Regions from separate parts of the Homo sapiens genome. Here regions 1, 2 and 3 are each linked to region 4. The links are chromatin loops, found by intact Hi-C in ENCODE. Cell type or tissue: PC-3. All regions are shown on one strand. Region 1 has its middle 29 kb from the start of SNRPB2. Region 2 overlaps KIF16B (kinesin family member 16B). Region 3 overlaps LOC124904875 (a long non-coding RNA gene). Region 4 has its middle 13 kb from the start of OTOR.

What was found. A loop is a pair of places that touch in the nucleus more often than their neighbours do. Peaks named below come from ENCODE experiments on the same cell type or tissue, not always from the same donor. Only the 100,000 strongest peaks of a DNase experiment are listed, where the experiment ranks them.
Region 1: a loop joins it to region 4, with 16 times the contacts of the local background. A loop is called at or near these places in 35 of 110 quality-filtered maps.
Region 2: it touches region 4 in a loop (15-fold over the local background); 69 of 110 quality-filtered maps call a loop at or near these places.
Region 3: a loop joins it to region 4, with 2.1 times the contacts of the local background. A loop is called at or near these places in 3 of 110 quality-filtered maps.

The regions. Positions count from the first base shown.
Region 1 is chr20:16,700,216-16,702,715 of GRCh38, forward strand. No RefSeq gene overlaps it. Among named protein-coding and RNA genes, the nearest start is that of SNRPB2, 29 kb to the right of the region's middle. In PC-3, a CTCF peak has its summit at 1,269 (motif pointing right); no DNase peak of the experiment used is centred here; H3K27me3 peaks cover 1,044 bases.
Region 2 is chr20:16,517,142-16,519,641 of GRCh38, forward strand. All of the region lies in intron 3 of KIF16B (kinesin family member 16B), which reads right to left. Among named protein-coding and RNA genes, the nearest start is that of KIF16B, 55 kb to the right of the region's middle. In PC-3, a CTCF peak has its summit at 1,349 (motif pointing right); a DNase peak (open chromatin) is centred at 1,370.
Region 3 is chr20:16,579,101-16,581,600 of GRCh38, forward strand. LOC124904875 (a long non-coding RNA gene) reads left to right here. Exons shown (of 2, transcript XR_007067539.1): 2 at 1-259. Among named protein-coding and RNA genes, the nearest start is that of KIF16B, 6.9 kb to the left of the region's middle. RefSeq lists an enhancer at 2,276-2,445. In PC-3, no CTCF peak of the experiment used is centred here; a DNase peak (open chromatin) is centred at 1,251.
Region 4 is chr20:16,760,203-16,762,702 of GRCh38, forward strand. No RefSeq gene overlaps it. Among named protein-coding and RNA genes, the nearest start is that of OTOR, 13 kb to the left of the region's middle. In PC-3, a CTCF peak has its summit at 1,223; DNase peaks (open chromatin) are centred at 449 and 1,219; H3K4me3 peaks cover 662 bases; H3K27ac peaks cover 476 bases.

The DNA of each region.
Region 1 (2,500 bases), 60 kb before region 4:
CGAGAAACCTTTGAAGACTAAAATATGTTCTTTAACCTCTGAAAGTGAGAGAGTCTAAAGCTGATGTGAACCTAGGCTGTGCACGTGAATCTCCTGGAGAGTTTTAGAAAACCTCATGCCTGTATCCACTACCCTATAGATTCTGATTTCAGTGGCCTGGCCTGGGTATTTGGATTTTTAAAGACTCTCCAGGAGAGTCTCATGCACAGTCAAGTTGGAAATTTTGAAACCTTGATACTCAAAGTATGGTCGATCTGTAGGCCAGCAGCATCAGCATCCCTGAGTACTTGTTAAAAATACGGAATTTCACCCCAGATTCACGGAATCAATCTGTGTTTTAACAAGATCCCCAGGTGATTCAATGGTGCAGCCAAGGTTGAGACCATCTAGAACCTAGAAAATAATCTGAGAAGCTGTCCTTATGAAAGACACCACGCCGTCTTCCTTATTTCCATTTAAAGGTGGTTTTTGCCTCTCCTTCCCCATATCTAGTTAGGTATCAAGTTCTGTTGATTTTCCTTTCAAATCAAATCTCCCTGTGTCTCACAATGTCCAGAATTCCCTAATGTCAGGGTATTTGCTGCAGCAGCCTCCAGGCCCCCAACCCCTTCCATCTCCCTTGCAGGTTACTGATAGAATAAGTCCTTTAATTTCCTCTGCTCAATGACATTCCTGGCCCCGGTTTCCTACACATCTCAAATGTGCATCTCTCTCTGTCTGACTCCAAGGCCGTCCCTCACCTGGCTCCTGGTGACCTGTCGAACCTGATTTCCCACTGCTTTCCTAATGGTTCTCTCTGGCTTCAGCCTGTCTTTTCACCCAGACACAAGGTGCCAGCCCAGACTTCTCTCTCTTGGCTCCTGGAAAGCCATGTGCTTTCAGTCTTCCATTTGCCTCTCCAAACCTCATTCATCCTCCCAGGCTGCTTTCTTTTGCTTTGATGCCTCCAGTAATTATAATCTGAACGATTAATTATTAGCTTCACATCATATTGGTCATCAATTTTCATGCACATAGAACCAAGCTGAGCATGAAGGGCTAAAACAGAATGAAATGTAGCGTGGAGATGAACCCAGGCACTCCCTGTTCAAGATAGGCCTGGCCTCTTCAAGAAGGCACCCTGGTTGTGACCACATCTTTCTGCACTTAGGGCAGGCCTAGTGGTTTTGCCTCTTCCATTGGACTCTTGGCCTTCAGGTTGGTCTTGTAGCCTCTCTGGATTAAGTGTTATCATCACATCCAGCAGTTGGGTCCTGGTGCTACCTGTGGGTAGACCATCATGCCACATGGTGGCAGTGCAGATGGATAAGAGAGGCAGGAAGAATATGTAATAATAGCAATAGTTTAGGGGTTTCTACGTGCCAAGCACAATTCTGAGTGTTTCATATGTGATTCTTTAATTTTTTTAATTTTTAATTTAATTAATTAATTTATTTTTCTGAGACGGAGTCTCGCTGTGTCACCCAGGCTGGAGTGCAGTGGCACAATCTCGGCTCACTGCAACCTCCGCCTCCCAGGTTCAAGAAATTCTCCTGCCTCAGCCTCCCAAGTTAGCTGGGACTATAGGCATGCATCACTACACCCAGCTAATTTTTTGTATTTTTAGTAGAGATGGGGTTTCACCATGTTGGCCCGGCTGGTCTCCTGACCTCAGGTGATCTGCCTACCTTGGCCTCCCAAAGTGTTGGGATTACAGGTGTGAGCCACTGCACCTGGCTTGATTCTTTTATTTTAAAAAGCCCTTTTACTATAAAATAAAACATAGATACCAGAAAATCATGAAGTTTTATAAGGCAATACCTGTGCAAACAGCCAGATCAAGGGACAGAACCTCACTAAGAACCCTAGCACCTTTCTGATGCATCCCATCCTAATCAGAGTCCCCTATTTCCCTTCCCCCAAGAAACAAACTCATCATTTTGATTTTTTAAAAATTATGGTAAAACACATAACAAAATTTACCATTTTAACCATTACCGAGTGTACAATTCAGTGTCATTAAGTACATTCACACTATTGTACAACCATCAACACCACCCATCCCCAAAACTGCTTTTATCATCTCAAATTGAAACTCCCATTACCCATTACACAAGAACGTTCCATTCCCCTCCCCCACATACTTAGTAACCACCATTCTGTCTACTGTGTCTATGAATTTGACTACTCTAGGTACCTCATCTAAGCAGAATTATATAGTGTTTATCCTTTTTGTGACTGGCTTATTCACTTAGTATAGTATCTTTAAGGTCCATCTGTGTTGTAGCATGTGTTAGAATTTCTTTCTTTATAAGACTGGATAACATTCTATTGTATGCACATGGCCCATTCTGTTTGTTCATTCCTCTGTCAGCGGACACTTGGGTTACTTCTACCTTTTGACTGTCATGAATAATGCTGCTGTGAACATGGATGTCCAAATATCTACTATGATTTACTATTTATACTTTTATCATCCAATTTTGCATCTGCAACCAAGCACTTTGTTTGGTCCCAACTC
Region 2 (2,500 bases), 240 kb before region 4:
CAAGATGAAAATACAGCCAACTGGAACTCAGCTGTCTTCAGATCCATCTTCCCACTGACTTCTACAGACTTTGTTTCCTCAGCCTCATCAGTAAAAGATTTCAACAAACTGTTATTTCCATTGGGTCATTTCCACAAATTGCCAGTCTCACTCATTCTGAGTTAATTCTTAACCATTTTAGCTTTAAGAGCTGACAGTTTTCAATCTTGCTCTCAAATTCTGATGACTTACTCAAGTCTCAACCATAATGGCAACTCACACTTACTCCGGTCTTTCTAAGCACTTTCGTGTGTTCATGTATAATTCTCATCAAAACGCTACAGGGAGAGTAGTGTTACAAGACCCATTGATGAGGAAGCTGAATGGGGAGAAGTCAGGTAACTGGGAACACACCAGGGAGTGCCAGAGCTGGGACTGCATGCAGGACTTAGTTATCACTGTGATGTGTCCTCTTCCCACACCCTCGAAAGCAACAACCAGGCCCCAATCCTACCTGGAAGGGCCCCTCCCTGAACTTCTCTTAAGAAGCAAAAGTCAGGAACCCCAGGGGCACTCAGGACTCCAGACCACCAGTTGGAGGCTCATTTTCACCACTGTATATGGAATATGAGTAAAAATTAAATATTTCCCCAATTCTCTCAGATTAAACAAAACACAAAAGGCAAATACCATTTTTTATGAATTCACTAGTAAGGAAAAAAGTCTTCTAAAAACTTTTCAAAGAATAAAGAAGGACTGTTTCTCATAGTTTGGCCTGGGGCTAAACCAAAGTCATGGAAAATATCACATTTAAACCAAACCCAAAGGTTTTCAGAATAAAATTATTCCCTAGGGTTAAAATCTATGCCTACCACTTTGCTATTACTTCATTGCCCAGAAAGTTAACCCAGGCGGTTTTCCGGTTCAGGGGCTCAGGGGGTTTGGGGCCAGGAGACATGACTGCAAACGGGTCTAGAAAATCCAGGTCTGGAGGCGCAGAGACCCAGGGCTGGCTCAGACTCAGACTCATTCTCAGTGAGTCTCAAATAACCCACCCAAACTTGGCGCTATGACCTGGAAAAGCAGCCGGCACTGCCTGCATCTCTCCAGAGGTCTTGGCAAGGAAATCGAGATACCCCCATCACAGCTCCCACAGAGGATGCACCGAGCATCGCCCCCACAACCAAGGTGGGAAGCGGGGCCTGCTTTATGAGACTGACAACTGCTCTTCCCCGCTGGCATCAGAACCTGGCTGGCCTGGTTACCTGAAATCCACCTTGCTGCCTGTCAGAGCACAGATTTGAAAGCTGATTTCCTGGGTAATCCAAGGCATCACTGGGGCCTCACTTGAGGGGAACTGCCCACAAGAGGGCACTGTTAAAATAAAAACTCGCTCATCGGGCATGTCAACTGGGAGATGTTAGGTTTCAAGTTTCTCCTGGGTTGAATTAAGGAACAGGTTGTGTGAGATCAAAGCCTCCCTTTGGAGTTCTGAAGAACCATTAAGAAAATCAGACCTTGTTTAATGATCTTTAATTTACATGACTGTAGATTTAAGTTGCTCATTGATTTTTTTTCTAATTCTAAAATTAATTTGGGAGAAAAAATATTAACGGTCATCTTACTTGGTATTTGTTCAAGGTTAAGGGAAAATTGAACTATAGTAGTAGACATGATATATTTTCTCAATATGCCTTTACATTCAAATCACACACACACACACCATGCTACACTAGCATCTTCCCCTATTTATAGCAGGGATGCGACCTGCCAGCCACTTCCTGTGCCTGATCCATCTGTCATCGTGAACACACCACTCCTTCTCGTCCACATCCTTAAGACCTTCCAGTGGCATCTCCAGCACCCGTACAGCCCCATGGTCCAATTCTGCTACTATTAAAAGTCAATTAGGTCTACAAACCTGAGCAAGTTCCTTAAGCTTACTGAATCTCTTCAACAAAGAAAAATAGAGTTAAAATTTAACACATTTGATTCCTGTGAGGATTAAACAACATAGCACATATGAACACCAAGCAGAGTTTCTGACAACAATGGAAGTTCAACCAACATCAGTTTATCTTTCCTCTCCCAGGCCTTCTTTCAGACCAGGCACCACCTCTCTCTGTGAGGCTCCCATTCCCATCACTGCCATTCCTTCCTATCTTTCCCTAATTTTTTAAGAGACAGGGACTCGCTATATTGCCCAGGCTGGACTTGTCCTGGCCTCAAGTAATCCTCCCACCTCAGCTCCCCAAGTAGCTGGGACTACAAGTGCGCAACACTGCACCCAGCTCCTATTTTTCCCAGATGTTTGATTCAGTATCTTCTGGATATAGTCGCTCCAGTCCTCCAACTTTAACATTTACATTGTCTCAGAAAGCCAACTTCCTCCACAAACCATTTACAAATGGACTACATTTCTCAAATGTTAAGGTGCACACAGAGAACTGGGGATCTTGCTAAAAAAAAATTCAGATCTAATTCAGTAGGTCTTGGAATAAGACCTGAGATTTCACATTTC
Region 3 (2,500 bases), 180 kb before region 4:
TCCAGCACTGCAACCAATAGCCAGGCAGCCACCAGACATGTGAGTGGGGCCACCTCACACCAGCCAACCTCCACCAAGTCATCAGATGTATGAGTGAGAACAGCCCAGAACAACTGAGCCCGTCCAGACCAGCGGAACAACCAAGCTGACCAGTAGACTTAGGAGCAGTAAACAGATGATTGTTATGGAAGCCATTCTGTTTAGGGTGTGTGTGTTATTGCTTGCATCCAAATACATCCTATCTCATCTAATGAGAAAAGGCCCTGCTCAAGGGCTTTTGCAGCTGTAGTTGGGCGCCGGAAGTGTCTTTGTGGTCATTTCTTACTCCATACACGGGGAGATCAAGGCTCAGACCAGGTAGTGTGACTGTGGACAACACTTTCCTTACCCCTCTGTGACACTTAAATCAATGAAGCAGATTCACAGAAGCATGCATGCTCACTGAACACAGTATTTGCATTCCTACCTCCAAACCTTTGCTCCACCCATGCATCCAGTAAGAATGCCTACTTCCCTCCTCTCCTCCATCGAGTTCTTTCTTTGAGTTCTACCTTCCCTAGTCTTCCTCCACTGCACCAACCCACGGTGATCCCTGTCTCTTCCAAATGCTTTGTAACATGGTAGGCATCACTCACTTGTGACTCATTGGACCATTTTAAAACTTGGTTTTCTGTGTCTCTTTTCCAACAAAATTACAAATTCTTTGAGGGTAAAAGTCAGGCCTAATAGTTCTCTGTACTCCTAGTAGTGCCAGTGTGGTAAAAATTTAACTTGACAATTAGCAAAACCAATAAATTCCTTACACTATTCTGTTCCTGTAGGTAATCAGTATATGAATATGGATTCCTATGTGATGATTTTCTGGTCTATTTTGTCCCTTTTTTTTTTTTGTTACTTTAACCAGGCCATAACATAAAGGTTATGCCATTTGTTACTGTCAAGCTTAATTAAGCCCATTATAATTCGTTAACCCCTGTGCTTGCTTTGTAATTAACATTGATTAACACAAACAAGTACAAAATAGGCCATCAGCACTTTCCAGAAGTGCTGATTACAATTACATTGGTAATTCAATACGGTATAGAAGATGGCAGGATAGTAACTTGCACTCTGTTTACATAAGGAGACAAATGCTACCATGCAAAACTAAGCCAAGAAACAAAATACTTTCCTCATCCAACTCACTGATTAAACCCTTACCCTGTTAACTCACCCTATGACTGTGTAAACCTCCAGTAAGATTATTGAAGGCACAGCTCCAAGTAACTTGCTTAATTGCATTCCTGGGACAAAAGAGGGAAGCGCTTCAAAGCTGACAGACAGATGGTAGAGTGTCCAGTCACAGCAAAGCAGGCCCCGAGGCTCATGACAGACAACTCCAGGGCTGAGATCTCATTTGTAGCTCTGGGATAAAGTCCAGGGTTTGATGGCAGCAGGCTGAAGTGTAAAGATGCTCAACAATGCGCACCCCAGAGACACTGAATCTGAAAAAGCTTAGAGTGAATAAAAATCTGGAAATGAACTCTGTCTGTCTATTCACCATTCCCCCCATAAAAAAATTCCTATATTCCGGATGGTGTTCAAGTTCCCTTTCCACAGGACCTCAGCAGTCAGGGAGGTGCTCCTGCAATCTATGTGAAGGAGATTTCACCATGCCCACATGGGAATACAGTAGATTGCCAGTAGGGATGCCACACCTTTGCATTTCCTCGTATTTCCAGGAACAAAGCTGGGGTGCCTAGGAGCTGCAGCAGTTTTTCTTCTGTGTAAAATAAGCAAGCAGGACTCTGCCCCACTGCACTCCAGGGAAGGATTAAGAGAATTGATATCATCCAAATCAATTGGCCCTGTGCAGATGACTTGATAATGAGGCCATTGAGTTTTTATGGTTCACTATTATTGCTACAAAAATTATGCTGCAGAAATCATTCAAATGCTCAAAAAGGAGCATTAGTACGAAACTGGGTGTTCCAAAGTTGTTGCTGAGAGGTGTGTAATGTTCCTGAAGATCCCCAAGGCACTAAGACTTCTCTGTACATGAATGACTCATAGAGAAGAAATACACCAGATGAAAATATATGGAGAAGTTTGCCGAATGTCATATAACTTGTAAGTATTAGAGCCGAGGTCTGAACCCTGATATCTGTGTCCTTATAGCTCAGGCCTTTTCCTTCAGCCCCTCCTTCTCAGCAGAGATGTGTTGGAGAAATCACTAGAAATGGAAGAGCAGCTGTCAGAAGCAGAATTGAATGAAGTGATAGGGGAAAAACATACATGTTGATACAAATGGTCAGCCTTAAGCAAGACTGTGACATTGATGCAGCACAGGGAAGCCTCAAAATTGGGACTTAGCCCAGGAGGGTTCTTGGCTTCACCCAGGAAAGAATTCAAGGGTGAGCTGGTGGTGTTAGAATGCAACTATTACTGAAGTGGCAGTGTACGGCAGTAGCAGAGGCACTGCTTGCGGAGCAGGGATACCCCAGAGGCACTGTGCCCAGAG
Region 4 (2,500 bases):
TTGCTTGAGCAATGCTATGTTGAACTGGGAAAAAAAAAATAAAAAGCCAATGTTGGGGCTTAGGTTTCTACAAACCAAAGGCAGAAATCCTGAGTCACAGCCAGGTTTTTCCCCCGTGAAACACCCACCCAGGTGTGCACCCTACCCTCTCACTGGATCCATTCATGGCTTGTCAGATCTCTTCCAGCTCCTTCGCCTCCCTTGCCCCTCATGACTCTGAAATAATTTAAGGATCTTTTTATCTGCTCCTAGATCTTTCCCTGGGCTTTAAATTACTACTCTTAGTGCTGCTACAAATGGATTAGCAGACAGATTCAAGCCTGGATTCCCAGGAACCGCAAGCAGACACATAGGTTTCTGCAAACCACTTTAGCCAATGTTGCGATGGACAGACACGGAGAGGTCAGCTGAGCCTGCTGAGGCCCAGGAATAGACTTGCAATACCGGTCTGTCCTGCAGGAAAATGCCAAGGGGCACGGAGGCTACTCTAGGTAATATGTGTTCCCAAATCCCACGGTTACCTGAAGCAGCCAGGTAGACGACCATGGGGGAAAAAAATCAAAAGTTTTGAGCATCAAGTTTAAACCAGTGTCTTGGGTCAGATTCCCCAGAAGCAGACCCTGTAATGAGGATTTACGTACAATGATTTGTCAAATAATGACTCCCAGGGAAAATAGGTAAGGCAGAGAGGGACTGCAGGACACGGAAGGGGAGGAATCTCAGACAAGCTGCAATCTCAGGCAAGGTCCTACAGTGGCTGGTTGGTGCCTGATCCCACAGGGGCCTCTGGGAGCTGGAAAGTTACATCTCAGAGTTGCCTGGACCTAAGGAGAGGAAGCTGAGCTTTCTTGTGGCCTGTCAGTTATGGATTCAGGGTTTTGGTGAGAAAGCATAATTTTTAGGCAGTTTTGCATATAGATAAAGAGGTCTCAAGGCAGCTGGAAGTTCTGGCATTGGCAATAAATACCACTGAAGCCAGGAGGTGTGTGAAAACACTACAATGGCATTCAAGGGCATTTGGGTGTTGCATTGACTTTACTAGCTCCGCCCAAGGTGGCTTTTCATTTCATTTCATTTCGTCCTTTCACAATCTAGTCCCTGCCACAACCTCTGTGGGTCGGGTCGCTAATACAGCCTCACATTTTCTCCTTGATTTGCTTCTGCTGAAACTTTCTGCTGTGCAAGTTAGTCTTAAGTGAGAAGCTTTGGTGGGACAAGGATGACCTCCAGTGGTCAGTTTGAGATCTGGCATCCAGAGAGACATTTCTGGACTAGAATCAACAACCCAGGGTGTGAGTGGTTCTCAACAGCATTTGGAATTGTCACTGTCAGGGCTGCCTTCTCAGGTACTCTCCATACTCCCCCTCACTCCCAGCACACACGAATTTAAAATCTGCTTGACACATGGCATAGATATGGGTATTAATATGCCTTTATTGCTAACCTTATAGTCACTTTGATTGATTCTGAAAATACACATACTAGGGGAAAGCTGACATTTCACTTTCAAACCTACTTGTATGTTTGTTTTGATATGGAGCCCTGCAGAGTTTGTAGATAGTTTTAGTTGATTTAATCCATTTATAGAAAAGCAGCAATAGCACCTTGAGCTCAGAGAGTAGAAACTTCCTAGAAAACAATTAACACAACCTGTAGTTCCCTCCAGGGGCACCATGGGGTGGCTGGAAGGCACAGAACCTGGTGTCTCAAGTCATTCACTCTAGGAGCAGGAATTTGAAGCCAGATAACCTGGCTTCAAGACCCACAACCTGTCCACAACACCCTGCCAGAATATGATTAAACAAACGTAAATCTGGGTTTCTACTTCGTCTAACAGGGTGGTTCTCAACTCAGGGCTACTTTGACCTCTCATTCCTCCCCTCTTCCCCTCTCCCCAGGGTCATTTGGTGATGTCCAAGGACATTTTTGCTTGTTCCAACTGAAGGGGATCACTACTGGCATCTAGTGGGTAAAGGCCAAGGATGTTGCTAAACAACCTACAAGCACAATACAGCTCCTCACAAAGAATAATCAGGACCCAAACGACAATGTGCCAAGGTTAGGAAACCCTACTCTAAGAGATGATATTAATCAATAGGTGAATTTTGAAAGAATGAAGAATGATGAATGCTGGAGGACCTAAACAATTATCTGGGTGTGCATTTGTTTTCTAAGTCCATTCTGGGGCATATTTGCTCACTAACAAGCCACTGGGTAGAGCTGGTACCTGAAAAATAGGTTTGTTCAGGCTTATCCTGGCACACATCTCATCACACTGGCCAGAGCTGTCAAGACAGAACCTTCATGCTGCTTGTTGCAAATGAGCCCTGGTGATTCCCTTTCTCCATGATTTTAAGCACGTTCCTTTTGCTTCATGCTTGAGTTGTGCACATCCTGGCTCCTGATTTAGCATTTCACCAAATGCCCTTCATGTGCTCCAGCAAGCCTCCCAGTGTGAAGGGTTGACACATGATGGGGTCTGAAGGCTTATTTTCATTTC